Regions from separate parts of the Homo sapiens genome. Here region 1 is linked to region 2. A link is a loop called in an ENCODE intact Hi-C map of the cell type or tissue named here. Cell type or tissue: heart left ventricle. All regions are shown on one strand. Links, peaks and the distances in the headings refer to the core of each region. The heading gives the core; the rest is flanking DNA. Region 1 overlaps USP30 (ubiquitin specific peptidase 30). Region 2 holds the start of DAO (D-amino acid oxidase).

The links. Peaks named below come from ENCODE experiments on the same cell type or tissue, not always from the same donor. Only the 100,000 strongest peaks of a DNase experiment are listed, where the experiment ranks them.
Region 1: it touches region 2 in a loop (2.7-fold over the local background); 31 of 110 quality-filtered maps call a loop at or near these places.

The regions. Positions count from the first base shown.
Region 1 is chr12:109,077,792-109,094,160 of GRCh38, reverse strand. USP30 (ubiquitin specific peptidase 30) reads right to left here. Exons shown (of 13, transcript NM_032663.5): 8 at 12,768-12,827; 9 at 12,142-12,228; 10 at 11,418-11,498; 11 at 11,099-11,318; 12 at 9,088-9,208; 13 at 6,138-8,494. The coding sequence ends at 8,230. ALKBH2 (alkB homolog 2, alpha-ketoglutarate dependent dioxygenase) reads left to right here and starts at 689. Exons shown (of 4, transcript NM_001145374.2): 1 at 689-914; 2 at 1,224-1,654; 3 at 3,954-4,152; 4 at 5,649-5,972. The coding sequence starts at 1,375. The coding sequence ends at 5,955. In heart left ventricle, for the core only: no CTCF peak of the experiment used is centred there; a DNase peak (open chromatin) is centred at 8,312.
Region 2 is chr12:108,878,097-108,894,465 of GRCh38, reverse strand. DAO (D-amino acid oxidase) reads right to left here and starts at 14,374. Exons shown (of 11, transcript NM_001917.5): 1 at 14,242-14,374; 2 at 9,266-9,468; 3 at 6,902-7,016; 4 at 4,921-4,997; 5 at 4,193-4,258; 6 at 1,430-1,484; 7 at 99-203. The coding sequence starts at 9,459. It overlaps LOC124903011 (a long non-coding RNA gene), which reads left to right. Exons shown (of 2, transcript XR_007063453.1): 2 at 638-1,001. RefSeq lists a silencer at 3,966-4,166 and an enhancer at 13,997-14,614. In heart left ventricle, for the core only: a CTCF peak has its summit at 9,863 (motif pointing left); a DNase peak (open chromatin) is centred at 9,775.

The DNA of each region.
Region 1 (16,369 bases), core at 7,159-9,658, 200 kb before region 2:
TATTTAGGGTGGGGTGGGATGTGCCTGTAGTCCCAGCTACTCCAGAGGCTGAGACGGGAGGATCGCTCTAACCCAGGAGTTCAAGGCTGCAGTGAGCTATGATCATGCCATTGCATTCCAGCTTGGGCAACAGAGTGAGATCCTGTCTCAAAAAAACAAAACAAACAAGAACAACATCAAAAAACAAGAAAACAAAGAAAAACGAGCAATAATGGAACCAACATTTATTTAGAGGACAGAGCATTTCTCATGCATCCTGTCATCTCCTCAGGCGCTCTCATGACATAGGTGCTGTAGTCCGCACTTCACAGATGAGGCAACTTAACCCCAGAGAGGTTAAGTGACCTGTGGGAGGCCACACAGCCAGGGCGGAGGAGACAGAAACAGAATCCACGATATCCGACTGCAGAACTCCTGCTCCCACTCGTGACAATATACTGGTGGCCCAACGCCCTTTCCGGACACCAAAGTAACCCTCACTGAGAAGTGACGCCAAGCCACAGTTCTCACCCCAGCCGTGATTCTCGACAGTGGCCCAACAGGTGATCAACGGGAAAGCGGCAGTGCTTGCCACACACGGGAGGCCAGCAGGTGGCACCAGGGGGCCGCCCGGCTGCTCTCTTTGCGCCCTAGCCTGCCGTAGTTCCCAGCGTGCTCCGGAAGTGACGCGACCGATTCGCTGGGGCGCGTCTTTCCCACCACGAGGCCACCAGGGTGACTGCGGGATTCCGATCTGCGCCGGAGCTGCGATGCTAGAGCACTCTTGCCACCCCCACCCCACGGACGTGTTGCAGTGATATCAGAATTTTGCGTGCGGTTTACCCGTGTTTAACCTCTTTGCGTCTCGCTTCTGAATCGTATCCACTTGAGCATCACTAGACTGATCTATTTTAACACTGGTGGGGGGCAGCGAGGTCAGTTATGGGTCCTTCCTCCTTAAAGGGGTGGACAGTTGACTTTGGGCAAACCTCTTCGCCTCTGTGGGCAACAGTTTCCCCTTCTGCAAAATGAGGGTTTGGATTGTAGTTTCTAAGTTTAGCTGTGGCGTGCGAATTCCCAGGAGGTAGTTCTTTAAAAATTCAGGTGCTCAGGCGTGGAGTGCAGACCTCTGGGTTTTTGCAAGCTAGCCAGCTGATTCTGATGCACAGGTGGACGTGGGAGACCCTGGATCAGATTGTCCCTAGGGTCCCTTCCGGCTTTAACATCTTCTGTTTCCTTTCTAGGACATGGTTTTAAACTTTAAAATGAAAATGTGAAACTAGGAATGTTGCTGTGAGACCCCTTGGACAAACAGATTTTTGCACTGGGGATAGAACTTGAGCAATTTCTGTCTTGGCCTCGCCACTGACGTCCCTTCTTTCCTGTGGGGACAGGATGGACAGATTCCTGGTGAAAGGGGCTCAAGGGGGCCTTTTGAGGAAGCAGGAGGAGCAAGAGCCAACTGGAGAAGAGCCAGCTGTGTTGGGAGGAGACAAAGAAAGCACAAGGAAGAGGCCCAGGAGAGAGGCCCCAGGGAATGGAGGCCACTCAGCAGGCCCTAGCTGGCGGCACATTCGGGCTGAGGGCCTGGACTGCAGTTACACAGTCCTGTTTGGCAAAGCTGAGGCAGATGAGATTTTCCAAGAGTTGGAGAAAGAAGTAGAATATTTTACAGGTAAGCAGAGGGGTGTGTGTGTGTGTGTGTGTGCATTGAGGGCTTGTTTGGTGCAATTAATGATCGTATGTTTGGAGAAATCTGAACTCAGGATCCATTATTTACTGATGGGTTCACTAATGGATTCATCCAATATTCTCTGAGCACCTCTGGGCTAAGCCCCTTAGGTGCTTGGGACATAAACTTGAAAGAAACTGGATTGCCTGTCTACTAGGAGCTGACAGATGACTCGAGTGAATCTCTCCTTGGCTACTGATGAGTATCTTCTGGGAAAGTTTACAAAACAAAGTAAAAAAACGTGCTGGGTTCTACTGCAGAGCACTTCAATCAGAATCGCTCCGAGTGCAGGCTGACCACTTGTTTGTTTAAAAAGCTTCCAGGTGATTCTCATGGGCAGTCAGGGTTTGAGAATCACTGGTCTCATAGGAGAGATGGCAAATAACCAGGTAATTTCTCCACACCAGTGGTTCTCAGCATCACCTGGTGGACTTGCTGTTGGCAGGACTTGGATTGCTGGACCCTACCCCTGTGGTTTAGTTTAGTTTCTAAGGAGAGTCCAGGTGCTGCTGGTCTGGGGAGCACATGTTGAGAACCACACCTCTATCCTGTAATGAGGACACAAGGATCTGGCAGAGAGGCATAGAAAAGCCCACAGGAAGCTAGGCGTGGTGGCTCGCGCCTGTAATCCCAGCACTTTGGGAGCCCGAGACGGGCGAATCACTTGAGGTCAGGAGTTCGAGACCAGCTTGGCCAATATGGTGAAACCCTATCTCTACTAAAATACAACAACAACAACAAAAAATGAGCTGTGCGTAGTGGTGCATGCCTGTAGTCCCAGCTACTTGAGAGGCTGAGGCAGGACAATCACTTGAAACCGGGAGGCAGAGGTTGCAGTGAGCCGAGATCGCACCACTGCACTCCAGCCTGGGCAACAGAGTGAGACTGTGTCTCAAAACAAAACAAAACAAAAAACGAAAGCCCACAGGCCAGGCACGGTGGTACACACCTGTAATCCCAGCTACTCTGGAGGCTGAGGCAGGAGGATCACTTGAGGCCAGGAGTTCAAGTCCAGCCTGGGCAACATAGTGAGACCCCCTCGTCACTTTATTCTTTTATGCTTTGAGACAGGGTCTCGCTCTGTCACCTAGGCTGGAGGGCAGGGGCACGATCTTGGCTCACTGCAGCCTCGTCCGCCTGGGCTCAAGTGATTCTCCCACCTCAGCATCCTAAGTAACTGGGACCACAGATGTACACCACCAAGCCTGGATAATTTTTAAATTATCTGTAGGTCTCACTGTGTTACCCAGGCTGTTAATTGAACTCCTGGCCTTGAGTGATCCTCGCCTTGGCCTCCCAAAGTGCTGGGATTGCAAGCATGAGCCAGCGCGCCTGGCTCACCATCTCTTTAAAAAAAGAAATGCCCACAAGAGACCCCAGCAGTGTGAGCCCCATCTTTCATGGGGTCACATGCCCTTAGTCCCTACAGTTGACAAGCTATCCTAGCCTGTAAACTAACTTTATCGTGTTCCAATTTCAGCCTCTTTATTCTGCCCTTACTGTAGTTAAGGCAGTTAAGTTACAGTGTTCACTAAAAAAATGGCCCAGGACCATGTTTCTCTCCTTGTAGAACAAGAGTCACTGTTCTTACATGAACATTTGGGGCAGTTGGCTTGGTGCAGTGGTGCACACCTATAATCCCAGACTTTGGGAGACTGAGGTGGGCGGACCACTTGAGCCCAGGAGTTCAAGACCAGTCTAGGCAACATGATAAAACCCTGTGTCTTACAAAAAAATACAAAAAAAGTTAGCCGGGCATGGTGGCATGCCCCTGTGGTCCCAGCTACTCAGGAGGCTGAGGCAGGAGGGCTGCTGGAGCCCTGGAGGTGGAGGTTGCAGTGAGCTTACAAAAAAGTTAGCCAGGCATGGTGGCACGCCCCTGTGGTCCCAGCTATTCAGGAGGCTGATGCGGGAGGATTGCTGGAGCACGGGAGGTGGAGGTTGAAGTGCGCTGAGATTGTGCTACTGTACTCCAGCCTGGGTGACACAGGGAGACCCTGTCTCAAAGAAAACAAAACAAAAAGAAAATTTGGGGCAAGCCAAAATGATGATTGAAGAGGGGTTTAAATTGCATGGAATGACGGGGAAATGTTATTCCTTACTTCCCTTTCAATCTTGAATACCCAGGGAGCATGTATGTGGGGCACTGGATTTCTGGTGATGGCAGTGCGGGTTGGGGGGGGCATCTGGATTTCTAGATGGGGGTCAGGTAGAAAGGAACTGCCATGTTTCCTCTGCACAGGAGCACTGGCCAGAGTCCAGGTATTCGGGAAGTGGCACAGTGTGCCCAGGAAGCAGGCAACGTATGGCGACGCTGGGCTGACCTACACATTTTCAGGCCTCACGCTGTCTCCAAAGCCCTGGATCCCAGTTCTAGAGCGCATCCGGGATCACGTCTCTGGGGTGACTGGACAGACCTTCAACTTTGTGCTCATCAACAGGTGACACCCTGTTTAGTGGACTCAATGTTACAAGTCTTCTGTCTCCTCCAAAAGGAAGTGTTTAGGGTTCCACCCTATTTGGTTCATTGGTACAAATCATTTCTTAGTACACTGGGGCTCTAAGAGTGGAATAGCGCCAGCACTCGGTCTTCCTGGATCCTGGAGCTCATCCCGGAGTAGGAAGTGAGAGGTGATTAACTCCTGAACAAACAGCTGAATGAGATAATTTCTTCTTCTCTTTTTCTTTCTTTTTTTTTTTTGAGACAGGGTTTTTCTATGTTGCCCAGGCTTGGTCTCAAACTGCTAGGCTCAAGCGATCCTCCCACCTCAGCCTCCCAAAGTGCTGGGATTACAGGCGTGAACGACTATGCCTGACCCTAGACGATTTCAGACAGTGATAACCATCTTGCAAAAAATTAAACAGGCCGATTTGACTGAGAATGGCTGAGAGGTTTGCGATTAGGGCAAGGTTTCTCAACGGCAGCACTGCAGACATTTTGGGCCCAGTCATTCGTTGTTGTTGGGGCTGACCTGTGCCTTGCAGGATGTTGAGCAGATCCCTGGCCTCCATCCACTAGATTGCAAGTAGTGTCCCCCACCCCCCAATACCTGTCCCCTGGGGCAGAATCACCCTGGTGGAGAACCCTGGGTGGGTTTAAGGGAAGGTCACTTCAGATGGGGTGGTTAGAGGAGGGCTGAGGCAGTGCGTTTGAGCTGATAACTAAATGGAGAGTGCCAGCCACAGACATCTGGAGGGAGAGCAGAGGGACTCTGGAGTGTCTGTGAAGCAAAAATGCTGCAGGATGGCCGGAAAGCAGTGAATGAGGGAAAGAAGGGGATGGCATGAGCTCAGCAGTGGGCAGGGGCCGGGCTATGCAGAGTATGGCCTTTGAGTGCAGGGCAAAATCATGTGATAAAGGTTTACATAGACTGGCCAGGGGAACTACAGTAAGACGTGATTTTGGCTTTGGGTGTCTTCAGTTTTAAAGCACATGAACTGGCCGGACGTGGTGACTCATGCCTGTAATCCCAACACTTTGGGAGGCCAAGGAGAGTGAATTGCTTGAGCCCGAGTTTGAGACCAGCCTGGGTAACATGGTGAAACTGTTTCTGCAAAAGAAAAGAAATTAGCTAGGTGGGGTGGTGCATACCTATAGTCCCAGCTACTTGGGAGGCTGAAGTGGGAGAATCACTTGAGCCCAGGAGGCCGAGGCTGCAGTGAGCTATGATTGTGCCACTGCACTTCAGCCTGGGTGACAGAGCGAGACCCTCTCAAAAATAATAATAAATAAGTCACATGAACAAATACGTCAACAGACCTCTTCAGCGTTGGCTTATCTTAGAGCCCACTGTGGACCTCAAGCCCTCGCAGAAACAACGGCAGGTACAGCCATGCAGAGTGCTGTTTCACACTGTGAGGAAAACGAGGGCTGGCGGTGCTGGTGAGTTTCAGGAGAGGGTTGTTTTTATGCACTGTGTTTGTTTTCTCATTGCAGGTATAAAGATGGCTGTGACCACATCGGGGAGCACCGAGATGATGAAAGAGAACTGGCCCCTGGGAGCCCCATTGCCTCTGTCTCCTTCGGTGCCTGCAGAGACTTTGTCTTCCGGCATAAGGATTCCCGTGGGAAAAGCCCCTCCAGGAGGGTGGCGGTGGTCAGGCTGCCGCTGGCCCACGGGAGCTTACTAATGATGAACCACCCGACCAACACGCACTGGTACCACAGTCTTCCCGTGAGAAAGAAGGTTCTGGCTCCACGGGTGAATCTGACTTTTCGTAAAATTTTGCTTACTAAAAAATAAAAACATTTTTAACAGTTTTTCTCTTTTCTCTTTCCCTCTCGACTCTAAGAGGGAGCTGGCATTTCCCTTACCAACAGGGAACACAGAAAGGTTTAAAGCGTAGGGCTTGTTATGTAACAATGCAGAATTCAGAAAGATGATGTTTGTAACAGATCAGTGTATTACAAAAGAACACCAGGTGATTTTTTTCTAACAAAATGATTATTTTATTGCTATAATACACAGCAGATACAAAAGTACCTTTAGCAAATACATAAATCAGCAGTTATTATGGCAAAACTACTAGTTTAACTTAGGTTTTTCCCAAAAGAAGCTACTTACTTTGAAAATAAAACTAGAAATCAGATTATTGGGCTGCTACTTAATGCATAATAATTTACAAAATGAAGAAGTCAGGTTAAAAGGCTTTGCACAGCTATTGTTCACATTTACAGCCTTGGCTCAAACCCTGGTCTCTGACCAAAGAAAGATCTGCTTATAACCATATATTCCAAGGCTCAGCCCCTTTTCTCTATCTTTCTTTGATGGTAGATTTCAGAGTAAGCAGTGGCAGAACAGCAATTACTTAAAGCTACAGCTTTGCAGTACACTTTAAGGTCACATGATTGGGCATTTGTTCCACCAGACTTGGGTAAAACAAGTGTGTTCATTTCAACATCAAAGTCAAGGTCTGCATCGGGTGAGTGCAGGACGGACCGTACAGTTCAAGCTGCCCCTTGCACCCTGACGCCCAGAGCCTGGAGAGCCTGCACAGAATATTCTGTTGAGAGTGAGTTACTGAGTCCTCAGGGTGCAGCCTGGGCCCAGCAGAAGAGTGATCACCTGGGCTTCCTGCACTGTGAGCTGCTGCCAAGGCACTGTTTGGTGTGTCTGCCAGCTCACCCCCAGCAGAGGAAGTGCGGTCTTAGCCTTACCTCAGATGACCTTTTGGAAAGGTCTGATTCCAAATCTTACCTCTGATGAGTCGGTTTGAATTTGGTATCCATTTTTCTAAATTAAAAATATAGCTTAAAACATAGGTACTACTGTGTCATCAAAATTCCTTTGGCCCTGGGCTGCATTCAGAGACTTACCTGAAAAGGGAAGAAAGTGCTCAATATATACTTTTTGTATTAGGCTATTGGAAATGAATAAATTCAGAATATGGACCTAGAGCAACATGACAATACTAGATGCCAGCTGTAGTTATATGTTTTTTAAAAAGTCAAAAGCTGCTTTCTCCTTTTCGTGAAAAGGGCTGAACTTTGGTGGTCATCAAATCTAACCCTTCACTTCACAAATGAGGAAACTGAGGTTCAGAGAGACTGCAGCCCCATAGTCAGCCCTTCCTTCCTAAGCCAGGTGTCAACTCAGGGCAGGGATTATTTTTTTATACAGCCCCAAGCTCCCACCTGTAAACCTTAAGAGCTCTGCATGGGCAATAAATAAACAGATGAAAGTAACCGTCCACAGTGGATCCTTGTGTAAGAAAAAGTTTTCCACAGAGCAGAGGAATCAGGTGTTGCAAAGATCCAGCTCAGTTCTGGCTATTCACAGAGTTTTATAATACAGTGTAATTACATCTCAGTCCAATATACAAAAGATAAAAGCAACAAGTAAGCTCTTCACTTATAACTGACAAAGTAGTGAAAGAGTTTCCCCAGGGGGCAGATTTGGCAGATGAGCCTTTACTCCATAGAAAGAATTGAAAGATTAGAAAAGGCATAGAAAAAGGAAGGTGTTCTTTAGGCATCATTTACCTGTTCTCTTGCTATCCTTTGAGTAGCCTGGAAGGAATATTTCACAATGGACGTGCTACAAAAGCAATCGAAAGTGAAAGGCACTTTTTCTTCTAAATTGTTGCCTTTAATAATTTCATTAATTCTTGTCAACAATTTTTATGGGCCTGCTTATTAAAAATAAAAGATCTAAGTGGAAACGTTGATTAGACAAAGGTACCTCCCCTCTGAGAACACCTAACATTACAATATGAAAACGGTGGCTTCAAGAATCTGAGTTCTTTTAATTACCTGTATCAGATGAGTAAAAAGACACTCCGGACATAATGAATGCTTTCTTAACACAACAGAACCACCTACACACATGAACAGGACTGTTCAGGGAGCCTGGTTTGGTGTGAACTGGGGCTGGCTCCCAGGTGGAGCCTGCTCTTAGAACACACCAGAAGGCTGGAAGGCTCTAGTGGGGCCGCTTGCACACGCAACAGTACAGTTTTACTTTTTTCCTGGACAGTGCAGACAGTGCCATCAGCTCTAGCCTTGCAGGAGGGCACAGTCATTCTTCAGACTTGCACTCCTGGCTCTGGTGCTGCATCCTGGAAAGGACGCGCTCGTAGAACAGCAGGTAGGCGCTGGAGGACAGGACCTCCTGCAGGCTGGCCTTGCGGACAGTGTCATCGGAGACCCACAGCCACTGATTGCTAGTTGAGAGAGGGTTCCTGGCAGAAGGTGGGGACCGTCGGTAAGTGACAAAGTGTCCAGAGTGCATGTCTCCATGGTGGACGACAACTGCCATCAGCCGGAAGAGGTATGTGGAGGAGCTGAATGATACGAACACATGTCAGGGGTTTACAATTTTAACAAAAAGACTTTATAGGCAAAAACAAAAGAATGCTAATGTTAAATAGGGGATGAATACAATGGTAAGTCCATACCACCAAATGCTACACAACTATTAAAATACAGATCTGTATTTACTGGCATGGCAAGATGTACATTCTATGAGTATATGTATATTGTGTATATGTGGATGTTTGTATCAATGAGTGTATGTGTTTATGTACACTATATGTATGTGTGATGTACAACTTTATAGAGTGCATGACCCTAAGTGTTTAATTGGCTATCTCTAGATGGTATCCCAAGAAATTTTAAATTTTCTTTATATTTTATACATACACACATATATACACACATACATATGCATATGTAAATTTTATGTACTTTAAAAATTTTTAATTTAAAAGTTATTTCCATTTTGGACAAAAATAAATAGGAATGTGTAATCGTGAAACTTCACCTTAAAATGAAAAATAAACATCTATATTTTCCTTAATTCATTTCTGTGAAAAGCTAATTTTAGAAGCTAAGAGCAGTGGTAGCTCTAAGATGGGGCTTGTAAAGGGTGGCTCACCTGTAGTCGGGAACAACTGGGAGAGGGAAGGGCATCGGCGCTGACAGCGTTGGCAATAAAGATGGGGAGCAGGCGCCATTCATAAAAATCTGTGTTTTGGGGGCCCCTGGCTGATTCAGAACTGCAAGAGAAAAAGGCCCGAGTCAATGAAAATTAGCAGTGGCTCTGTAAACAAAACCTGGTTTTGATTACCTTGAAAGTTAACTCCCCATAATGCTACAAAGAAAAAAATCTATTTCATTTGGTATTATATAGATTCATAAAATAATCTGCCCTTTATCCTTAATCTCAAATAGGGATAATCTGTCTTAATCCCAAATAGGAAAAGTGTATCTAGCTCCAGCTTTACGGCTAGCCTGGGATCTTTGAGCTTCCTAGCCCTGTTTGCTAATGCCATGTATCAAAGTTAATCAGTAGCTAATTTACTGGCTTTTGACCTAAACCAAGGTTTCTCAACAGCAGCACCATGATGGTTTTGGCTGGATCATTCTTTGTTGCGGGGGCTGTCCTGTGCATTAGAGGATGTTGAACAGCATCCCTGGCCTCTACCCACTAGACACCAGTAGCACCCCTCCCCCAGTAGTGATAACCAAAAATGTTACCAGACACTGCCCAATGTCCCTTGGGAGGCAAAACTCCTCCAAGTTGAGAACCACTGATCTAAGCATTCTATTTGCTTTAATTCTGTCAGCTTCTAAGGAATACCAACGTGTAATAGCATTCATACATGTTTATGGGTAGACAACATAATTAAGGCCATATTTACATGTCTTTTCCTTTCAAGTGTCATTTTTGGGGGCTGTTATGTACCAAGTAGTTTCCTGATGACATTTTTTGTGTGTGTTTTAGACAGGATCTTGCTCTGTTGCCCAGGCTGGAGCACAGTGGTGTGATCACAGCTCACTGCAGCCTCAAACATCTGGGTTCAGGCAATCCTCCCACCTCAATCTCCCAAAGTGCTGGGATTGCAGGTGTGAGCCACCACGAGTGGCCCTACTGCTGGCATCTTTAACCACAGCCAGCATGCTCTCAACATTAGTAAACCTGCACCCCAGCCCAGGAGATGGGGAAGCTGGGGTGCAGAGGTCTTTGATTTAAAACCAGGGCCAAGGACTGAACCAGAGTCTGTCCCCTACCTCATCTCTTTTCGATGTTAATCTAGTGACTTGATGAGAAAGAGGAAAACACAATCTCCCTGACATGATGAGGTGTCGGGCCATGCAACTGTGGTCATAAAAAGAACAAAAGGAGTAAGGGACCCTAAATAGGAAAGTATGGGGTGTGAGACAATCCTGACCTAACTGGGGGCAGCAGACAGGTGGTGAGTTCAGGCTGTGAGCCCTTCAAGTGAGTGGGTTTTCCTCATGTCTAACTCTAAAGAACTCAGTGTGTCACATGAGACACCTTTAGAAAATGGCCCAACATGGCATTCTAGGGCCAGTTCTCCTGTGTGGTGTTTGCCCTTGGACCAATCATTCAACCCCGTGGAGCCTCCATGTTCTTATCAGTAAGACCGGCGATAATAGCTACCCGGCTTAAATGAGACCTCAGCTGAGGGCAGTAATGGAATCAGATACATAATTCAGTACAGAAGGCATTTCAACCCCCAGAAGAGGCTCAGTGATCTTTAGCCAGGACATGTCCTCCCTACATTTCCTCTACTGACAGGAAATGACATGACCGAAAAAAGAAATTCACTGGAATGATGTGAGCCAATGATTATATCATTTAGCGGAAAAATTAGAAGGCAAAGCTGCAATTTTAAGCGTTTCTCTCTGTACTTTTTCATCTGTAATATGGTTTCAAAAACGATACATCTCACTGCTACATAATTTTAACCTCTTCTAAGAAATCTTCCCTCTTCCACCCCCAATCCTGCTGTTCTCAAGAGTTTAAGCACCATTGTACAAGCCTTGTGCTCCTGTCATAAGGGACCCAGAAGGTGGTGATGCCAAACTGCTTTTCTCTGTGCTGAAAATTCCTGCTGCATCGGCTCCTCGCGCGCACACACCTGGTGTGGGGGCTCCCGGCCCATCCTGCAGCTCCAGTGTAGGCCCTGGGTTCTTGTTCAGTTTAGGGTTGTGTTGACTAGGTTTATGTCCAAGGAGGTGGTACTTGTAAATGTCCATCATCAGGAACTCATTGAACTGCACGTGCTCATGCCGCTTCAGAGGCGTGCCGTGGCTGGACCAGCTCAGCCGCTGTAGGTGGATGCAGAGACACTGAGGGAGCTGCGGGTGGAAGAGAAATCGGGAGAACCGAGTTGTTTCAGGGGCAGGATACACGGAGTCCTCAAAACAAAGCCAACAGGGTGTGTAGTGTGGGCTCACCTTCCCTAGTTTTAACTGTTTAACAAAAGTGGTCCTCTGGTGTTCCACCTTTTCCCCGTTCAACGTTCCCTTGGCTTCAATCTGAAATAAAAGGAACATTTCTCTGCAGCAATGCCTAAAATAGGACAGCTTTGGAGTGCTGCAGACCACAGTGGTGTTATAGCGGCACACAATTGGCACTTGACTGCTACCTGCTGAAATGAACCCAGCTGCCCAGTTATTTGTGAATTGTTTTCCCTGATCCCTCTTAGTCATTAAATAACAGAAACAGTGGAGGGAAGAGAATGTGAAGAGCGAACACTGATGCTCTGACACTGGCATGTCATCTATTAATTGTTCTCTGTCTTCAAAAATTCTGTTCCATACAGTTCCTCTTGAGTCAGAGGGGAAAACTCAAGTTACTTAGGGGAGTCAGGCAGGTAGCACAGGTTAAAAGGAAGGGTGTAAAACAAATGGGATTGGAGGCAACTGCAGCAAACTGGAGAGGGCATTTCTCATCTCAGCGTGACAGTTTATTCTTTAAACACTGTGCATGAAACAAAACTCATCTGGGAAAGAGATTTGGTCCATGAGCTGCCAATGTCCAAACCAAATTAGGGAGAAGTAGAAGTGGCTGAAAAGACCCACTGGATACAGTCAGAAGAGCTCAGGGTCACTGGTGTGAGAGGCGCTACATCAGCACACACAGGCCAGCTGGCGATGACATTTGGGGTTCAATGCATACCTTTGTACAGTTGTCACACACAACATCCCGCACTGATTCTGATGAGATGAAGTGGTGAAGGCAGTGGTCCAGGGTCAATGGGTGACCCTACAGCATGAGAAGAAGAAAATTACTACAATTCAAAGGACAGCTATACTGAAACTGTTAGCAGATGGCAGTGTGAAGACCAGAGCTTTATTTTGATGTATGCAGGCAATAAAGTTTTATAGTCACAACTGGATGTTTCCTGGACAAACATGGGGCTCAAAGCACCCTAGACTGCTACTACGGACAGATTCTAGAGCATGAGGATGTAACTGCACGAACTTGTGGACTTCCACGCTGTTTTAGGTATCTTTCAATCTGAGGTTAATGTCTGTGTGTGTGTGTGTGTGTGTGTGTGTGTGTGTGTGTGTGCGCGCATGCGTGCGTGTGTATTCAAAAAGCCAAAATTTCTGGAGCAAAAGAAAAACGATTCATTTTCCTCTCTCCCATAATCATGCCACCATATGAAAGTTAAGAGAGGGTTCAACCAACCATGTATCTGAATTACACATAGTGCCTGAGCCACATAAAATGCCTCAAAGCCCTTTCAGATTGAAATGTTTCTGAAACAGACTCCAAATAAACCATAAATCAGTACATACCCATGTGGCGGCTGGAATACTTAGTGAAAGGCTATCAAAGGTATCAAATCGAACAGGACTCTGAAAGAAATATTGCAGAAAATCCAGAAACGATTTAGGCTTAGTTCAAAGTTTTAAAGATGCAAGATATGTGACTATGAAACAGTTTAATATTGAGATGCCCAACATTAACACAGTAAAATATAATGTACTTAGAATAAAATTCTATTAAAACATATTAAAACAACCTTGTACACATAAGAGGTACAATAATACTAAAGAATCGCTTGGAACAACTGAAAGATTAAATATCTGACCCAGCAATAATTTTGGGATTTTTAAGGAAATAACCATGGGCATAACTACAAGAATATTCATCAACATTATTTGTAATAGCAAAAATTTGAATACAGTCAGCATCACTTAACAATGGGGATACAGTCTGAGAAATGCATCCTTAGGTGATGTCATCATTGTGTAAACATCGCAGAGCGCGCTTACAAGAACCTAGATGGTGCAGCCTACTACACACCTAGGCTATACTGTCTAGCTACTACTCCTAGGCTACCAACCTGTATAACATGTTACCGTACTGAATGCTGTAAGCAACTGTAACACAGTGGGCAGTACTTGTGTATCTAAAAACAGAAAAGGTACCGTACCAATAAAGTATTATAATCTTACGGGACCACCATCATATATGTGGTTTGTCATTGACCAAAACATCATTATATAGCACATGACTGTAGTTGGAAGTTCTAGCAAATGGTTTAATAAATTATATGGCATGTCCACAGAATGAAACACTATGTTAAACAAAATGTAGAAGAACATATGATCATGTGGAAAGATGTTCATGTTAGATTATTCATTGCAAAAAAGGAGACGATGAAGTAGGGTGAGAGAGTTCCTGCTTTTGGTGATGGCAGAGGTGCTTGGGTAGATTGGCCCTCCTTGAGATAACAATTGTAAAGTTTGCAACAAAACAAAACCGTTTGAATGAACGGAGAGCTACCAAAAGCAGGCAGAAATGGAAAAGAAGTCAACTGTTGGAAAAACAGAACTCTGTGGGCGAGATTTGTGTGTTTGTGGCTTTTTTTCCTGGTTGATGTGGTGCTGGGTGGCGAAAAGCAGCATCCTACAGGATTGAGTGGTCAGACGACAGAGTTCAAGAATCAGGGCTGGTGGAGAGACCAGGGGAAATGCCAGGAAGAAAGGAGACACAGAGGGGATGAGCCCCAAAGTTTATACCTAAACTCTGTTCAATTCCAGGGCTGATCCCTGAACCACACGTGCACAGGGGGAAACTCCAGGGAGCCTGGCAAAAAGTAGCAGCTGGAAGCTAAAAAAACTGAGCAGAGATTTTGCTGCCCAATGTAGGGGAGACAGAGTTGAGTTTGAGCCCAGCCAGGTTAACTGCAGGCCAGAAGAAAATTAATTTTTCTTCATAGATATGTAACAGAATCCCTACTCTCTATGTCTCTATTATGATGTTAAGCATACAATAAAAAATTACCAAACATAAAATACAAAGAAGTCAGCACACGAGGACCTCACAGATGTATCATAAATATGCTCAAGGATGTAAAGGAAAATATACAGTGACAGTGAATGAACAAATTGAGAATCTCAGAACAATGGAAACTATTAAAAAGAAGGCAATGGAAATTCTATAACTAAAAACAACAGTGATTACGATGAAAAATTTGTTGCATAGGCAAACAGAGATTGGAGATGAAAAAAGAATCAGGCCAGGTATGGTGGCTCACACCTGTAATCCCAACACTTTGGGAGGCTGAAGTGTAAGGATCACTTGAGCCCAGGAGTTCAGGACCAACCTGAGCAACACAGTGAGACCCTGTCTCTACAAAAAATAAAAAAAAATTAGCTGGGTGTGGTGGCACACACCTGTAGTCCCAGCTGCTCAGGGGGCTAAGGTGGGAGGATAACTTGAGCCTGGGAGGTTGAGGCTGCAGTGAGCTATGATCACATTATTGCAATCCAGCCTCGGTGACAGAGCTAAGACCCCTGTCACAAAAAAAAAAAAAAAAAAAAAAAAAAAAGAAAAAAAAAAAGAAAAAGAAAAGAAAAAAAGAGAAAAAAGAATCAGTGAACGTGAAGATAAGTCAATAGAAATGATCTAATTTAAAGAACACACAGAAGAAAGATTGAAGAAAATTGAACAAGACCTCAGTGACCTGTGGGCCAACATTAAGTAAAATAACAAGTGAAAAATGGGCATAAAATCTTTGTTGAAAAAATAACAGCCAAGAATTTTCAAACTTGGTTAAAAAAAGTACAAATTTAAGAAACTCAGCAAACCCCAAACAAGATAAATAAGATAAATACTAAGAAAACCACATCTATGCGCAGCATGAACAAAAATAAAGAGAAAATTTTGTAAGCAGTGTAAGCAGAAGAAAAACAAATGACAATTTACATAGACAAGAATGATATAAATGACACTAACTGAGAAAATGGAGGCCAGAAGACAATAGAACAATGTCCTTAAAGTGATGAATTTAAAATAAACCAAAGCAAAACCACGGCAACACTGTCAACCCAAAGTTCTATATCCAGCAGTAGTATTCTTCAAAAATGAAGGCAAGACAAAAACATTTTCATATACATGAAATCTAAGTGTATCTGTCAGCAGTACACCTATAACAAATGTTAAAAGGAAGTTTTTAGGCCAAAAGGGAAAAAACATCAAATGGATTTTGATCTACAAGAAAGACTGAGAACAAGAAAAATGGTAAACATATTTTTCTATTAATTAATTAGTAGAAGAGAAGGCAACTCTTTTTTTTTTTTTTGAGATGGAGTCTCGCTTTGTCGCCCAGGCTGGCATGCAGTGGTGTGATCTCGGCTCACTGCAACCTCTGCCTCCCAGGTTCAAGCAATTCTCCTGCCTCAGCCTCTTAAGAGAAGGCAACTCTTGCATACTACTGGTGGGAATGTAAACTGGTGCAGCTATTTTTTTTTTTTTTTGAGACTCAGTCTCACTCTGTCGCCCAGACTGAAGTGCAGTGGCGTGATCTCGGCTCACCACAACATCGGCCTCCTGGGTTCAAGCCATTCTCCTGCCTCAGCCTCCCGAGTAGCTGGGATTACAGACGCCCGCCACCAGGCCCAGCTAATTTTTGTAATTTTAGTAGAGACGGGGTTTCACCATGTTGGCCATGCTGGTCTTGAACTCCTGACCTCGTGATCCACTCGTCTCAGCCTTCCAAAGTGCTGGGATTACAGACGTGAGCCACAGCACCTGGCTGGTGCAGCTATTATGGAAAATTGTACGGAGGAGGTTCCTCAAAAAGTTAAGAACAGAACTACTGTATGAACTAGCAATACCACTTCCAGGTATATATCCAAAGGAAATGAAATGAAACACATATAACTCTTTAAAGCAAAAACTATGACACAGTATTGTGAGGTTTATAATGTATGTATAATAGCACAAAGGCTGGGGTAACAGAACTATACTTTTGTAATATTCCAGGATTTTACATGAAGTATAATATTAACTCTAAATAGAATGTGATAAGGTAAAACTGCATAACGTAATCTCTCACACACACCCTCCCCCCCCAACACAAACACACAAGAGTAAAGCTAAAAGGCCA
Region 2 (16,369 bases), core at 8,650-11,149:
CAGATGTTCCTGATTTGTCCATGATCTTGAGGGATGAAATAAGCATGCAGAATGATCTTCCTATTAACAAAAGGTAGGGGTCTCACCCTCACACTCACCTTCATGATCTGCCCCCGGCCTGGCTGCAGCAGGGGGTCTCGTTGTAGCGCCCCAGCCCATACCCCAGTGCAGTTGACAATCACGTCTGCGCCTTCTCTTGCCACCTGGTAGCAACCAACAGGGTAGTGGGGGATGAAAGGTGGGGAAGACCCTGGTATTCCCTGTTCTCTCTTCCCCTTTCTTCTACCCTCAATCTGTCTACTCCCTGATGAACAGTGGGGAGAGGTCTCAATGAGGAATCAGAGGGGCCTGGCTTCAAATTTTCATACTGCCATTTATCTGACGTGTGACCTTGAAAATGTCTGGTTACCTCCTTAATTCTCAGCTGCCCCTGTAAAATGAGGCTGCCCATGGCTGTTCATAGGCTGTTATGAGGCTCCTGCACAACTCTGAATATAAAAGTGGTTGTAAAACAGTTCTTTGGATGGGGGAAATCTTCCTGGAACCTCCCAAAAGAAGTCAGAAAGGAAGCAGAGAGAGTTCTCTTTCTCCTTCTGACTCCTTTTAACTTTATTCTCTTGCCTTCTACTCTGCCAAGACATTTGCAGAAGACACGTTGGAACCCCAGCTCTGTCTACAGATGAGATGATCTCATCTCAAGCACGCATCGTGAGCCCCTAAGCTCCCCAACCCAGCCCCAGTGACTCTCACCACGAGTAAGTTAAGGGACACACACATTGCAAGACGCTACTATTGTTCCTGAGTGAATGACTGAGAATGAGGACTGCATTGGGTCGACCATGTATCTTCGGTGTCCATCAGGGCCTGACCAGAGCAGGTTAGTCTTCATGACATAGCACTAGTAGCTACATGTACGGAGCGCCTTCCTTGTGCCAAGCAGGGTTTTAGATGCTGGGATTGAATGAAGCCATACAGTAAAGCTCTTTTTGCTGGTGCCTGGAGATGGTGGCTTTTCCTGTCATTATTATTGGTGGTGGTGCTTCTTTAGAGGTGAGTCAGCTGAGGGCCTGGACTTTGCAGAAAGACCAACACAGATGTCGGTAGGGCTAGGAAGCAACCAAGTTCTGACCTTGGAGTGCAGCTGACACTGAGAAAATGCGGCCAGCTCTCTAGACCCAAAACTCATTGAGTCTCAGATATAAATCAGCTCCTAATGGCCACCATGATCCCAGTGTTCCTTTGTTCCCACTACCAACATGAAGGCAGAGACTTCCTCCTTCAGAATACCTGAGTGCTTCTGGGGCAAGGGTCTGAGGCAGGCCTGTGGGGACCCTAGGAGCCTGAGAAGGGAGCCCCCGACTCAGCAGCAAGAAGCAGAGGCCTCCCCTCTTCTCCCTGCCCCATCCACCGCATCAGCCCTGCAACTCACCTCCTCAAAAGACTCCACTTTCCGCTGGAAGAACTTCACTCCCCTCTCAGTTAACCTGGGATGATCAAACACATCAAAAAGCCCAGTATTCAGCTATCTGCCCCATCCCACCAAGAGGGTGGCACAGGGACCTTTCCCAAACAACCTTCTGCGGACGTTAGTTGCACAGGATGCTGCTTGAGAAGATGGCTGTGTCATCAAATCAGCTCATGAGCACCTACTGGACTGGTGGTCCACAAAATCTCCTTTGAGAAACCAGAGATGGTCCAAGCCCCTTGTTGGGCAGATGGAGTGGGGGAAGGGCCTTGCTGAAGGCCATAGAGTGAGTCAATGATGGAGTTGGAACTCAAACCCAGGCCTCTTAGCCCCCAGCACTTCCTATGACCACCACATTGCTTTGTAACAGCAAAGGCGATGAGATTCAGAGTAGAGAAGGGGAGAGTTGTACCAGTGCCAAATTCCCCTTTGTCAGAAGCCGGGCATGAGGAGGGAGGTGGGCTGAGGACATCCACCCTCCTTTTAAACATCCCATAGGAAAAACATCTATCACGATTAGAAATACACTAGAAACAGCGAGGCGCGGTGGCTCACGCCTGTAATCCCAGTACTTTGGGAGGCCGAGGTGGGCGGATCACGAGGTCAGGAGATTGAGACCATCCTGGCTAAGACGGTGAAACCCCGTCTCTACTAACAATACAAAAAAAAAATTAGCCAGACGTGGTGGCAGGCGCCTGTATTCCAAGCTACTCGGGAGGCTGAGGCAGGAGAAAGGCATGAACCCAGGAGGCGGAGCTTGCAGTGAGCCGAGATTGCGCCACTGCTCTCCAGCCTGGGTGACAGAGCAAGACTCTGTCTCAAAAAAAAAAAAAAAAAAAAAGAAGAAAGAAAGAAATACACTAGAAACATCCAAAGAACAGGAAATAAGCCAAAAAGAAGGTGAAGCATACCCTTGGAACTATCTCATTTCCATCATTTCCTCAAGATAGAAAAACATCTTGAGGGCATGTTTTTCCTGGAAAAGACTGGACAAGGGTCATGTGTCCCCAGGTTAGGAGAAATAGCCATGTCTTAGTACAATGATTCCCAAACATGGCTGATAATTAGAATCGCCAGGAAGCTTCTTAAAATGCAAATTTTTGCTAGGCCTGTTTGCTCACGCCTGTAATCCCAGCACTTTGGGAGGCTGAGGCAGGAAGATTGCTTGAGCCCAGGGGTTTGAGACCAGCCTGGGCAACATAGTGAGACCCTATCTCTACAAAAATATTTAAAAATTAGATAGGCATTGTGGCACATGCATGTGGTCCCAGCTACTTTGGAGGCTGAGGTGGGAGCATCACTTGAGCCCAGGAAGTTGAGGCTGCTGTGAGTTGTGTTCATACCACTACATCCCACTCCAGCCTGGGTGACAAAGTAAGATTTTGTCTCAAAAAAATGAAAAAAAGCAAATTTATGAACCTTATCCCAGAAGTTCTAATTCAGCAGGTATAGAGTGGGGTCCTAAAATCTACATTTAAAAAAAATCTTCTGAGGTCATCTGATAAAAGCCACTATATATTCCATATTTTTTTAATCTTTTTTTTTTTTTTTGAGACAGGGTCTCGCCCTGTCACCCAGGCTGGAGTGCAGTGGCATGATCACAGCTCACTGCAGCCTCTCCTTCCCGGGATAAAGCCATCCTCCCACCTCAGCCTCCTAAGTAGCTGTGACTACAGGCATGCACCATTATACCTGGCTGATTTTTGAATTTTTCTGTAGAGACAGGGTTTTGCCATGTTGCCCAGGCTGGTCTTGAACTCCTGGGCTCAAGTGATCTGCCCACCTCGGCCTCTCAATGTGCTAGGATTACAGGTATGAACCACCATGCCTGGCCTAAAAATCTTTAAAAAACAGTAATATATAAAAAATGTATGGAATCAGGCTGGGCGTGGTGGCTGACACCTGTAATCCCAGCATTTTGGGAGGCCGAGGCGGGCAGATTACGAGGTCAGGAGATTGAGACCATCCTGGCTAACATGGTGAAAACCCATCTCTACTAAAAATACAAAAAATTAGCCAGGTGTGGTGGTGGCAGGCACCTGTAGTCGCAGCTACTCAGGAGGCTGAGGCAGGAGAATGACATGAACCCAGGAGGCAGAGCTTGCAGTGAGCCAAGATCGCACCACTGCACTCCAGCCTGGGTGACAGAGCGAGACTCCATCTCACACACACAAAAAAGGTATGGAATCTCCCTTAATATGAATGTATGTGAATATAAATACCAATGTATCTCTCAAGTGAGTGTTTGCTAATTTAGAACACTGCAAGATTCCTATTAACATGAGGAACAAGTCAAAGCCATCCACTATCATCTGTATGAGTAACATTGTTCTAGAGGTATTGGCCAAAGCAGTTAGAGAAGAAAAAAAAAGAGAGAGGGAGATAAAAATAAAAGGCAGCTTATGTTTTGCAGATGATGTAAATGTATCTGGAAACCTTAAAAGAATACATCTAAAACTATTACACAAACATTAGGGATTTGAAAGAGGTTGTTAATGGACATCATGTGTAAACAGCTGCCCAGGTGGTTCTGATGCTCAGCTAGGCTCAGGATCCATTGCCTCTGTGCCCAGCGGTGATCAGGACCAAGGATAGCTCCCACACCAGGCCTAAGGGTATTCTTCAAACCTGGGGGTTAGTCCATGCTGAGGGAAGCCCACGAACCATCTTCCACTACAACTTGGTCTCTGGGAGGTACCTCCCTCAAAGTGAAGCTTAAAATCTCACCTTTCAGTCAGCCACTGTAGATAGTTCTTTCCCTCCAGAATTAGGCTTGTGTGGAACCAGCCATAGCTAGAGTCACAGTAAGCAAAAGGTGGAAATAAAGGTAAAAATCAGAGCTATATTTGAAGGCTGTGAAATGGAGGTGGGAGCAATGTTGTTCTGTGGGCCCAAAGGGTAGTGCCAGGACCACTACGTGAAGTTCAAGGGGGGACGTGGTTTTGAGCTCAATGCAAGGAAAATTTTTCTATCAGAAAAGGCCATATCTGACATTGGAAAATGCAAGTGGAGATTGAATGTGCATTCGTAGAGGGGATTCAGGTGTGGTGTGGGGTGGGGTGAGGAGAAGACCAGAGAGGCATCAGGCTGTAGAGAAAAGAAAGGAGGGGTGTGGGGTCATACAGACTGGTTGGAATCCCAGTTTGGCCACTTGGCTGTGTGACCTTAGGAAGTCACTTAGCCTCTCTGAAACTCAGTATCTTCATCTACAAAACAATATGGTGATATGGAGCTTCTGGGCTTGAGATCTGTGATTTCATACCCCCTACCTTCCCAGCCCAAGGCCAGGTTTGAGTGGGTAGCCTCTCTGAAGGAGCTGGACCAAGGACCAGGAGACCAGGGTACCAGGGCCTGGGTAGGACAGGAAATCTGGTGCCTCTACCCTCTGCTGCCTTCTGGACAGGTCTGCTAACTCGTCAGGCCCCAGTCCCCTTTGCCTGTGACAATAAACTCACCCGTAATCTGGGAACATATCCAGCTCTCTGGGGGTCAGCTTCCGAAATCCCAGAACTGTGTCCTTCCAGGAAGGGTCCTGAAGAGGAAGGACAAAGGGGGCACTGGGTGGGATGGAAGTCAATAATAATGATAATGGGCCAGGCGAGGTGGCTCACACCTGTAATCCCAGCACTTTGGGAAGCTGAGATGGGTGGATCACCTGAGGTCAGGAGCTCCAGACCAGTCTGGCCAACATGGTGAAACCCTGTTTATACTAAATAATAATACAAAAATTAGCAAGATATGGTGGTGCATGCCTGTAATCCTAGATACTCAGGAGATTGAGGCAGGAGAATTGCTTGAATCTGGGAGCTGGAGGTTGCAGTAAGCCGAAATTGTGCCGCTGCACTCCAGCCTGGGCCACAGAGCGAGACTTCATCTCAAAAAAAAAAAAAATGATAATGACAGAGACTTATGTAATGCTAAGTGCATATAAGGCACTGTTCCAAGCATTTTCTTATACTGGTCCATTTAATCTTCACAAGAAGCCATTGGGGTGGATGCTATTCTTTCCCCAGTTTACAGATGGACCAATTGAGGCTTAGAAAGATTAAATAACTTGTCTAAGATTACACAGCTAATAAATGGTGGTGTTGGGATTTTAACCCATACAGCTTAGTTCCAGAGTTCATGTTCTTAACCCCTATTTATGGTAAGGGTAAGAGTAAGACCGAGGGTGAGTTATAGGGGAAAAGTCAGAAATAGGGGAGAGAAAGCAGAAACAGTGAGAGTCCCCGGGGATGAGAGAAAGCAACAGAGCATAGTGTCAGACAACAGAGCATAGTGTCAGAGACCCCAGCCTCATCACTTGCTACTTGAATTCTCTGAGACTCAGTTTCCTTGTCTGTATCATGGAGTTAATAATCACTCTTGGCCGGGTGCAGTGGTTCACGCCTGTAATCCCAGCACTTTGGGAGGCCAAGGCAGGCAGATCACTTGAGGTCAGGAGTTCGAGACCAGCCCGGCCGTCATAGTGAAACCCCATCTCTTAAAAATACAAAAATTAGCCAGGCGTGGTAGTGCGCACCTGTAATCCCAATTACTCAGGAGGCTGAGACAGGAGAATGGCTTGAACCCAGGAAGCAGAGGTTGCAGTGAGCCGAGATCATGCCAATGCACTCCAGCCTGGGCAATACAGTGAGACCCTGTCTCAAAAAAAAAAAAATACTCTTGGTCCCATGAAAGGTAACAGATAATGTGGATAAAGCCCTTAGCACAGTGCCAAAGGTTGAATGAACCTTGAGAGCTGGCACGGGGCTCTGGGCACAGCGCCAGACCACCCTCTCCAAGGAGCCTGAGCAAACCGTCCCAGGGCTGTGCTGTTCCTGTTAGCACACTGGACACCATGGAGTCACAGATGGCCTGGGTTCAAATCCCAGCTCTGCCACTGGCGAGCTCTGTGGCCTTGGGCAAGTTACTCCATTTCTTGGAGCCTCCGTTTTCTCATTTATTAAGTGAGGATAAGGACAGCCCTTACCTCCCGGTTATAAAGAGAATTAAATTAGTCGCTAGCTGTAAATTAGTTAGGACTGGACCTGGCACATAATAAATGCTTTGGCAGTTTTTGCTTTGATGAGTATTTTATTCCTTCTTGATAAAAAGCCTTGGGACCTTCAGGGGCACTTGAAACCTTTTGGCTTCAGCACCAAGTGCCCGTCACTGCAGAACATGTTTGTATTTTAGCCATGCTAATCAAAGGCTAGTTTCCCCTGGGCATCAGAAGATTCTTTGTCCTCTGCCAATTTAACAGCAAAATGTAAAACAAAAATAATTTTCAAAGCAAAAATAGAATTTAAACCAAACCTGTTTTGAACCCAGGAGTCTGTTGCCTACGAGACTCAAAGCACCCCGCCCTCATCTGTGATTAAGGCTCTGCTGCACCCACCCTCACTACCCCAGCCCTGGGTGCTCATCCCTCATGGTCAAGAACTGTTCACCCACCGGAATGGCTTCATGGAAGAGGTTGTAGCCCGAGATTAGGAACAGGCCCAGGTTTTCAGCGTTGGGAGAATGGACATGGCTCAGGAGATAGTCAAAGGTCTGTTGGCTCCAGTCCCTGGAAGGGTCATGAAGAGTTCGATCACCCAATGCCCTGAGCTGGGCAAAAAACCTTAGGTCAGCTGGCATGGGGCTGTGGCATGATCAGGAGCTTGGGGTGTGTCCAAAACCCAGAAATCCACCACGTTCACTCCTGCAACTCCCCAAATGCCTTGGGTCTTCTCCCTCCTAAATTTTCCAATATTTCCCCATTAATAGAATAAAGAAGAGAGGGAATGAAGGATGCCCCATCATAACCATATGGAGTGCACCTCCAGCATGGGATTACATGGCTGATGAGTTTCAGTGAAGTCCTTGACCTGGCTTTGGGGATTATGAGCCACACTGTTCAGTCTGGCTGCAAGCACCCCTCCTTGTAAACACTGGTGGCAGACATCGACTTGCCGCTCCTACAACTTTTCCTCCTCCCCCTGGGCACACAGCTCACCTACATTTCCTAGACCCTCTCGCAGCTAAATGTGACTGTGTGACTTGTTTCTGGCCAAGGGACTCTAAAGACTCTGCACGTGTGGTCCTGCATGATCCTTCTGCAGTCACCAGCCCATGTGAATGGTGACATTGAGGTGACCTCAAAAGCACGTGGAAAAACGGCAGAGCCATTAGATGGAAGGAGCCTGGGCCCCGAATCACTGCCCACTGATCAGAATCATTGGTTTTTTACAGCTGTGTGAATTAAAATTCTGGCTGGTTGCAGTGGCTCATGCCTATAATCCCAGCTCTTCAGGAGGCTGAGGCAGGAGGGTCACTTGAGGTCAGGAGTTTGAGACAAGCCTGGGTAACATAGGAAGACCCTGGCTCTACAAAAAATAAAGAAAATTATCCAGGCATGATAGCATGCATGTGTGTCCTCGCTACTTGGGAGGCTGAGGTGGGAGGATCACTTGAGCCCAGGAGGTCAAGGCTGCAATGAGCTATGATCATGTCACTGCACTTCAGCCTGGGTGACAGGATGCCTCTTAAAAATTTTTTTTTAATCTGTTTGAGCTGCTATTCATTGGGTGTTCCATTTGCTGAACCATCTGGCAGTTTCTAAACTACCATAATGACCTTTGCAATTTATTTGATAAATCTGTGCATCCATCCACCCACTTAGATGTTCACCCACTTAGAAGTTTTCTAGATTCAGCTGGGTGCAAGGGCTCACACCTGTAATCCCAGCACTTTGGGAGGCCAAGGAGGGCAGATCACTTGAGCCCAGGAGTTCAAGACCAGCCCGGGTAACATAGTGAGACCCTATCTCTATTTAAAAAGATAAAATTTGGCAAGGCATGATGGCTCATGCCTGTAATTCCAGCACTTTGGGAGGCCAAGGAGGGCAGATCACTTGAGCCCAGGAGTTCAAGACCAGCCCGGGCAACATAGTGAGACCCTATCTCTATTTAAAAAGATAAAATTTGGCAAGGCATGATGGCTCATGCCTGTAATCCCAGCACTTTGGGAGGTCAAGGTGGGCAGATCACTTGAGGTCAGGAGTTCGAGACCAGTCTGGCCAACATGAAACTCCATCTCTACTAAAAATACAAAAATTAGCCAGGCGTGGTGGCAGATGCCTGTAATCCCAGTTACTTGGGAAGCTGAGGCAGGAGAATCGCTTGAACCTGGGAGGCAGAGGATGCAGTGAGCCAGGATCACGCCATTGCACTCCAGTCTGGGCGACAAGAGTGAAACACAATCTCAAAAAATAAATAAAAATGTATAAATTAAAACAGAGGAAGTTTTCCAGATTCACCAATCATGTGGTATTGACAGGCACCCAGTTTAGGGAAGACGAGACAAAGCCTCCTAGTATCTGGCACAGAGCAAGGGGCTTAATATTTATGAATCTTTTCTTTATTTTTTTCTTTTTGAAACAGAGTCTCACTCTGTCACGAGTGCAGTGGCGGAATCTCAGCTCACTGCCACCTTCACCTCCTAGGCTCAAATGGTTTTCCTGCCTCAGCCTCCCGAGTAGCTGGGATTACAGGTGTGCGCCACCATGCCCGGCTAATTTTTTGTATTTTTGGTAGAGATGGGGTTTCACCACGTTGCCCAGGCTGATCTGGAACTCCTGGCCTCAAGTGATCCTCCCACCTCGACCTCCCAAAGTGCTAGGATTAAAGGCGTGAACCACCACGCCTGGCATTTTCTTTATTTTATGCTAGATCAGAGCTTCCACAAGGGGCTTGCTCTTGGTGATGGGAACCCTGACTCCCTCTGCAGACTTAGGTCCATGGGCACCCCAGGCTACCCTATGTGACCCTCACTCACGCCTCCTGTGGGTTGTTGGGGTCAGAAAGGTAGGGCTGCCAGAGGCCGGCAGCCACGTCGGTGGTGGTGAGTGGGGTGAAGCGGTCCGCGTAGACCTTTATGTCCAGTGGCTGCAGGACTGAGTGGTAGCGCTCATGGATGCAGAGGGCGGTGGACAGCCCGATGACTCCTGCTCCAATCACCACCACACGCATTGCAGCAGCCTGTGGGAAGGAAGGGTTGAGGCACAACATCATCACCATCATCTCCATCATCCTTAGCGCCATTGCCACCATCCACTGAAGGCTTAGAAGGTGCCAGACACCACCAAGCCCTTTTTATATTTGACCTTCCCGATGACCCCTAGGAGGAAGGAATATCATTGTTCCCGTTTTGCAAATGGAAACACTGAGGTATGGAGAAGTGACCGAGACTTGGCCACAGTCACACGGCTGGTGAATGATGCAACTTTCTCTGGGGAGCGTCCCCAGACACCCAGTTTCTGGGCTGGGAATAGAAAAGACCCAGCAGAGGGCACGACCAACTGTAGGCTGGGTAGGCCGGTGGTTAGTGCGATGGGCTCTGGCTTCAGGACTCAGCTCTGCCACCTACTGGCCGTTAACTTTGGGCAAGATGCTTCAACCTCTAATAACCTATGCTTGAGGGGATGGATGGGAAATTGAACAAGATGCCAAACGTAACAAATTTAACAAGCTGCCTGATGCAAAAGAAGTAATATACTGACATTTGTGGAGCACCTACTGTGAGCCAGCTGGCCCCGGCACTAAGTGCTTCACAAGCATCCATTCATCCAAGTCTCCCAACACTGTCATGAGGTAGGGGCTGCTGTTATCAGTCCCGTCTTACAGAGGAGGAAACTGTGGTTCAGAGAGGTGATGTGACTTACCTGAAGTCACACAGCCAGTTAAATGGTACAGCTGTGACTTAATTTCAATTTGAGTAAACTCAACACACGCTTAATGCACACCTACCATGTGCCAGGCTGGCAGCTAGCAAATGCAGCTATGAGCATGACAGACGCAGTGTCTGGCCTCAGAACTTGGTCTTCCAGCACAGAACTCCACCTGCCTTGGGGCACAGGGCTGATTGGGCCCTGAGAAGTTTAGAAGGCCTACCAGCTTTTAACCTTGAAGCTACTTAAGCCCGCACAGCAGGGAAATATTCTGCAGGCTCCTGCTGAGGCAGAACAAGAGAATTATTTGTGCCCAGAAGAGCCAAATTCAACTTTCCCTCATCTTCACTCACAACTCTCCTCCCGCAGACCTCAGCTCCTGGCAACTCGGGCCTGTGGCCCTGGACAGCGGGACATTCTTAATATGGCCTAGTTTTATAAAGGAGGGAAAACGGCTCCAGCCCACAAGAACTGGACTCTGTTGGGGTTTCAGAAGCCAAGTTGGAGATAGAACCAACAAACAGAAAGGTATCGTTCCTCTAGGCAATTCTCCTTCCAGCTTCGAGCCCGAGCTTGGATACTGGGGCTTAGGGGACAGCCCCTCTCAGGGACCCTTGGTCTTCTCTCTTCCCTCTTCCCCCATACTTTGCCTCTGGAGACACAAGCTCTTCATCTGCAAAACAGGGTTAATCCCAATCTCACAGGGTCATTTTAAGGATTAAATAAGAAGTTTAGCAAAAGTTCTTGGTACCACGCCTGGCACAGAGTAGGCCCTCAACACACAGCAGCCTCCTTCCTGTCTCCTAGCATTTTGAAAAATCACATAGAACAAAGACATTGCAGGAACAAAAGGAGAGAGGGAGGACCAGCTGCAGTGGCTTACGCCTGTAATCCCAATACCTCGGGAGGCCGAGGCGGGTGGATCACGAGGTCAGGACTTCAAGACCAGTCTGGCCAAGATGGTGAAACCCCATCTCTACTGAAAACTACAAAAATTAGCCAGGCGCGGTGGCAGGCGCCTGTAATCCCAGCTACTCGGGAGGCTGAGGCAGGAGAATCGCTTGAACCTGGGCAGCAGAGGTTGCAGCGAGTCGAGTTCGCACCACTGCATTCCAGTCTGGGCAACAGAGCGAAATTCTGCCTCAAAAAAAAAAAGAGGAGAAGAGAAAGGCAGAGTCAGACCTGGCTTCACTTCTGCCTTGCTGTGCGACCTTGGCTAAGTTAATTCCCCTCTCTGGGCTTTTTGACTGTCTGCATAATTTCCGGAGAGCTGACCACTCTTTTTCTTTTTTTTAAGAGACAAGGTCTCACTCTGTCACCCAGGCTGGAGTGCAGTGGCACAATCATAGCTCACTGCCACCTCCAATTCCTAGGCTCAAGCAATCCTCCCCCCTCAGCCTCCCAAAGCGCTGGGCTTTCAGGTGTGTGCCACTGCACCCGCCCGCTTGACCATTTTTATATGTTAACAATGAGAAGGCAGAGGAATAAAGGGCTTTCTGTATTTTTCCTAATTCTCCATGAAGAATCTAAGAGACAGTATGGCCCAGGCTGAGAGTCAGACAGACCCAGGTTCGCAGCCTGACTTGGGCACACACCAGCCATGTAACCCTGGGCAAGTTGCTCAACTTGACTGAGTGAGGGTGACCAACCTCCCCAGCTTGCCCAGGGCTGAGGGTCCTCCCAGGATGCAGACTTTCAGACTAAAAGTCAGTGCATCAGAGTCCCAGGCAAACCAGGATGAGTTGGTTAATCCTAATCGAACCTCAGTTTCCTCATCTATAAACTTTATTTTTTCGAGACAGAGTTTCACTCTTGTCGCCCAGGCTGGAGTGCAATGGTACAATCTTGGCTCACTGCAGACTCTGCCTCCCGGGTTCAGGTGATTCTCCTGCCTCAGCCTCCTGAGTAGCTGGGATTACAGGCATGCACCAACATGCCTGGCTAATTTTTGTATTTTTAGTAGAGACAAGGTTTCACCATGTTGGCCAGGCTGGTCTCAAACTTCTGACCTCAGGTGATTTGCTGGCCTCAGACTCTCAAAGTGCTAGGATTACAGGCGTGAGCCACCATGCCCGACCTCATCTATAAACTTTTATGAGAGCTGACAAAGCTCCTTGCCTTATTGTCTCCTCACTGGAATATCAGCTCCTGGACACCCAGGTGGTGAGAGGCAGAGCCCAGGCCAGCCTGACTCATAAGCCTAGGTGCTTAAATGCCATGCTTGCCAGTAAATCACATGGTTTGAAAAATCTGAGAATCAAGCCGGTAAATAGGAACAGCTGAAGCTTCAGAGTCCTGCATTTCAAACATAAAATATAATATAAAATAAGATAAAATAAAATAAAATAAAATGCCTGTAGGAATTTTTAGAGTGTTGGTAGGAATAGAATGGAAAATCAAAAAGGCCGGGCACAGTGGCTCACGTCTTTAATTCCAGCACTTTGGGAGGTCGAGGCTGGCAGATCACTTGAGGTCGGGAGTTCAAGACCAGCCTGGCCAATATGGTGAAACCCTGTCTCTACAAAAATACAAAAAAATTAGCTTGGCATGGTGGTGCACGCCTGAAATTCCAGCTACTCGGGAGGCCGAGGCAGGAGAATCCCTTGAACCTGGGAGGTGGAGATTGCAGTGGGCAGAAATCATGCCATTGCACTCCAGCCCAGGTGACAAGAGTGAAACTCTGTCAAAAAAAAAAAAAAAAAAAAAATTTAAAAGGAAAAAAGTGTGAGTCCTAAGTCAATTATCTTTTTTTAAAAAAATTCAAGATATGAGTCAAAGTTGACACTGATTATAGCAACGTGTGTGTGTGTGTGTGTGTGTGTGTGTGTGTGTGTTTTAAAATACAAAATAAATGCATGAGGTCCTCATGACAAGCCAGAGACAGATTGTCAGATGTGGCAGATCCAGCCTTAGGTAAAATCATTCATGCGTGTAGGTAATGAGCTTTTGGACTTAAACGCACCCAGCTCAGTTATTCGGTTGGACATTTTCGTGTTGTTGCTGATGTTTTTATTAGTGTTGCCGTTCTCCTCTGTTTTACATCATTACTTCAACCCAGCAAGCTTGGAGTATGTATCCCAGAAGATGCAAACAGCTGGGATTATTATATTTGTGTGTGTGTGTGTGTGTGTGTGTGTGTGTGTGTGATTAGAATGTCTGTGTAAGTGTGGAGCAGGAAGGGAACCAATGTATTTTGGTCTCTGCCACTTGCCAGACACCTGTAGATGCAGTACCGACATAATCCTCTCAATCCTCTCAACTGCTCTAGGAAGTAGGGAAGGTTACCGCCCTCATTCTGGAGGCTGGGACTGAGGTTTAGGGAGGAGAAGTCACCCACCCAAGGTTACGCAGTCAGTATGGGACAGCATTCGGACCTAGACCCAGTTCTATCGGCGCTTTCTGCACTGCTCCAAAAAAATATTTAGGCAGTTGGCATGCAGTTGCCACTTGATGCTTTCTGCTTGTCTTTCAGTCTTGCATTTATCTGCCTAGGACCTCCCTTGTCCCCTAGAAGGCAATCTGAGACAGCTGATGCCTTTGATTGCTATGTGCCCATAGCAAAGAATATGAAAGACTTCTTTTTAAAAAAAAAAATCAGTAAGCCAGAGATGAGGCATTTGAATGAACATAATTAGTTCTCCCTGGTTGCACCACACGGCTACTTCTCATGAAGTTATTTGCAGAGTTTATCCTTGAAATGGAACAGAAGCTATAAAAGTTTGAGAACCAGCCTACCAACTCCCCCACCAAAAATAATAATAACTACCATTTGAGTACTTGCTATGTGCCTAGATCTGCTCTAAGCACTTTACATGCACCACCTCTTTTAACACTCAGACTCACGCTGTAAGAGGGGAGTTATGATCCCCATGTTCCAGGTGAAGAAACTGAGGCTTGGGGAGGGAAAAATCACTTACCTATGGTCTCTCTGCTGGATGTTTGAGAGGCTGGATCTCTCCTTTCCTGTCACCTGCCTTAGGCTGTAATGTTGAGCCCTGTCTTTGACATTGGGAGGACATGAAATCCTTTGCCTCTCCCCTCTCCCAACCCCTGTCCCCAGCTCAAAGGTGCATCTGCCACTCACCGGAAGTACCAAACTGCTGGAGAGACCAGACAACTGCAGTGCGGGGACACAGGATGCTATTTCCTGAGGGGAAGCTCCTGATTCTGGAGCGTCTTGTTTCCAGCCCTCTGTCCGCCAGCCCGGACTGGAGTGCAGGGTCAAAGTCTGGAGCTATGGACAGGGCACGGCTTGAGGGGTGGGGCTCGGCACTGCACTGCCCACAGAGACTGGACCCAGGCCCGGCCGGGAGACCTCGCTCCCAGTCCCTGAAAAGTTGCCTGACTTTTCTGGCTGATCTCAAGCCCCTGTGGACAGGCCTTGGGGGAAGGAGGGAGGGCAGGCATTCTTGGAGGGTTGATGAGCACAAGAAGGTCTGTCTCTCTGGCCAGCTGGAGAGGATCCCCTTTCTTCCTTCTTCCTGCTGCCACCCTGGGGGAGGGTCAGGACGTTCCATGGGGCACTGTAGGCCTGGCCTGCGGTGGGGGTGGTCAGCCTGGCAGCCCCTGAGGGGAAAGGAGAGGCACAGGACAGGGGCTCCCTGGGCCAGCCCGATGCCATTCCAGGACGCTGGGGAGATGAGGCCAAGGAGAGACTGGAGGTGACGCCTGTGTGGGCCATGAGGATGCGTGGCTCTTTGCTCCCGTATCCCAGAGACGCAAGCAGCAGGACTCCAGGCCCTTCCTCTGCCAGGGATAAACATGGAGCTGTGATTTTTAGAGCCCAGAGATCTGCAGGCACCTCACTGTACAGATGGGAAGACTGAGGCCTGAGAGAGAGGGACCAACCAGCCCTGAGGGAGGCATTCTTTGGGTCAGCTTTAGCAATCCAGCCTCTAACACCTGCCTTTAGTATCATCAAATAAAAAGACGAAGATGAAATAAGAAAATGCATGCAAAATACTCACTGCATAGTATTTTTTCCTTTTTTAAAAGAGGGTCGGCTGGGCACAGTGCCTCACACCTGTAATTCTGACACTTTGGGAGGCCATGGTGGGTGGATCACCTGAGGTCAGGAGTTCGAGACCAGCCTGGCCAACATGGCGAAACCCCGTCTCTACTAAAATTACAAAAAATCAGCCAGGAGTGGTGGGGTGTGCCTGTAATCCTGGCTACACAGGAGGCTGAGGCAGGAGAATTGCTTGAACCTGGTGGGTGGAGGTAGCAGTGAGCCAAGATGGCACCACTGCACACTCCAGCCTGGGCTACAGAGCGATACTCTGTCTAAAAAAAAAAAAGAAAACAAAAAAAAAGAAAAAGAAAAGATAACAGACAGGGTCAGGCCAGGCGCAGTGGCTCTTGCCTGTAATCGCAGCACTTTGGGAGGCCGAGGTGGATGGATCACTTGAGGTTAGGCGTTTGAGACCAGCCTGGCTAACATGTTGGTGAAACCCTATCTCTACTAAAAATACAAAAATTAGCCGGCCGTGGTGGCACATGTCCGTAATCTCAGCTACTCGGGAGGCTGAGGCAAGAGAATCACTTGAACTGGGAGGCGGAGCTTGCAGTGAACCAAGATCAAGCCACTGCACTCTAGCCTGGGTGACAGAGTGAGACCCAGTCTCAAAAAACAAAAAAAAAAAAAAAAAAAAGAGAGAGAGAGAGAGAGAGGATCTCACTCTGTCACCCAGGCCAGAGTGCAGTGGCGCCTTGAACTCCTGCGCTCAAGCAATCCTTCTGCTTCAGCCTAGCCAGGACTACAGATGCATGCCATAACACCCAGCCAAATTACTTACTTTTTGTAAAGACAGGGTCTTGCTATTTTGCCCAAGCTGGTCTCAAACTCCTGGCCTCAAGCAATCATCCCACCCCGACCTCCCAAAGGGTTGGGATTACAGGCATAAGCCACCACGCTATGACATATTTTTTTTTCTTCAATAATAAAAAATGGATAGGGTGAAACCCACTTTTTACTTTATATCTAACTAGTTTGAATTTTAATACAATAGTCATGTATCACTTATATAACATATGGCCCTTATAAAGTTCCCTGTGTGTTTAATTCATCATGGGAGCACTTGAACATTCATAAAAGTTAGTCCAATATCTTCATGCTCCCCACTGCCATCACAGCAATAATTTACGTTTTGTAAATTGCGGTGTACCAATTCTAAATACCTGGATTTTCTTTTTTTCTTTTTTATTTTTTTCTG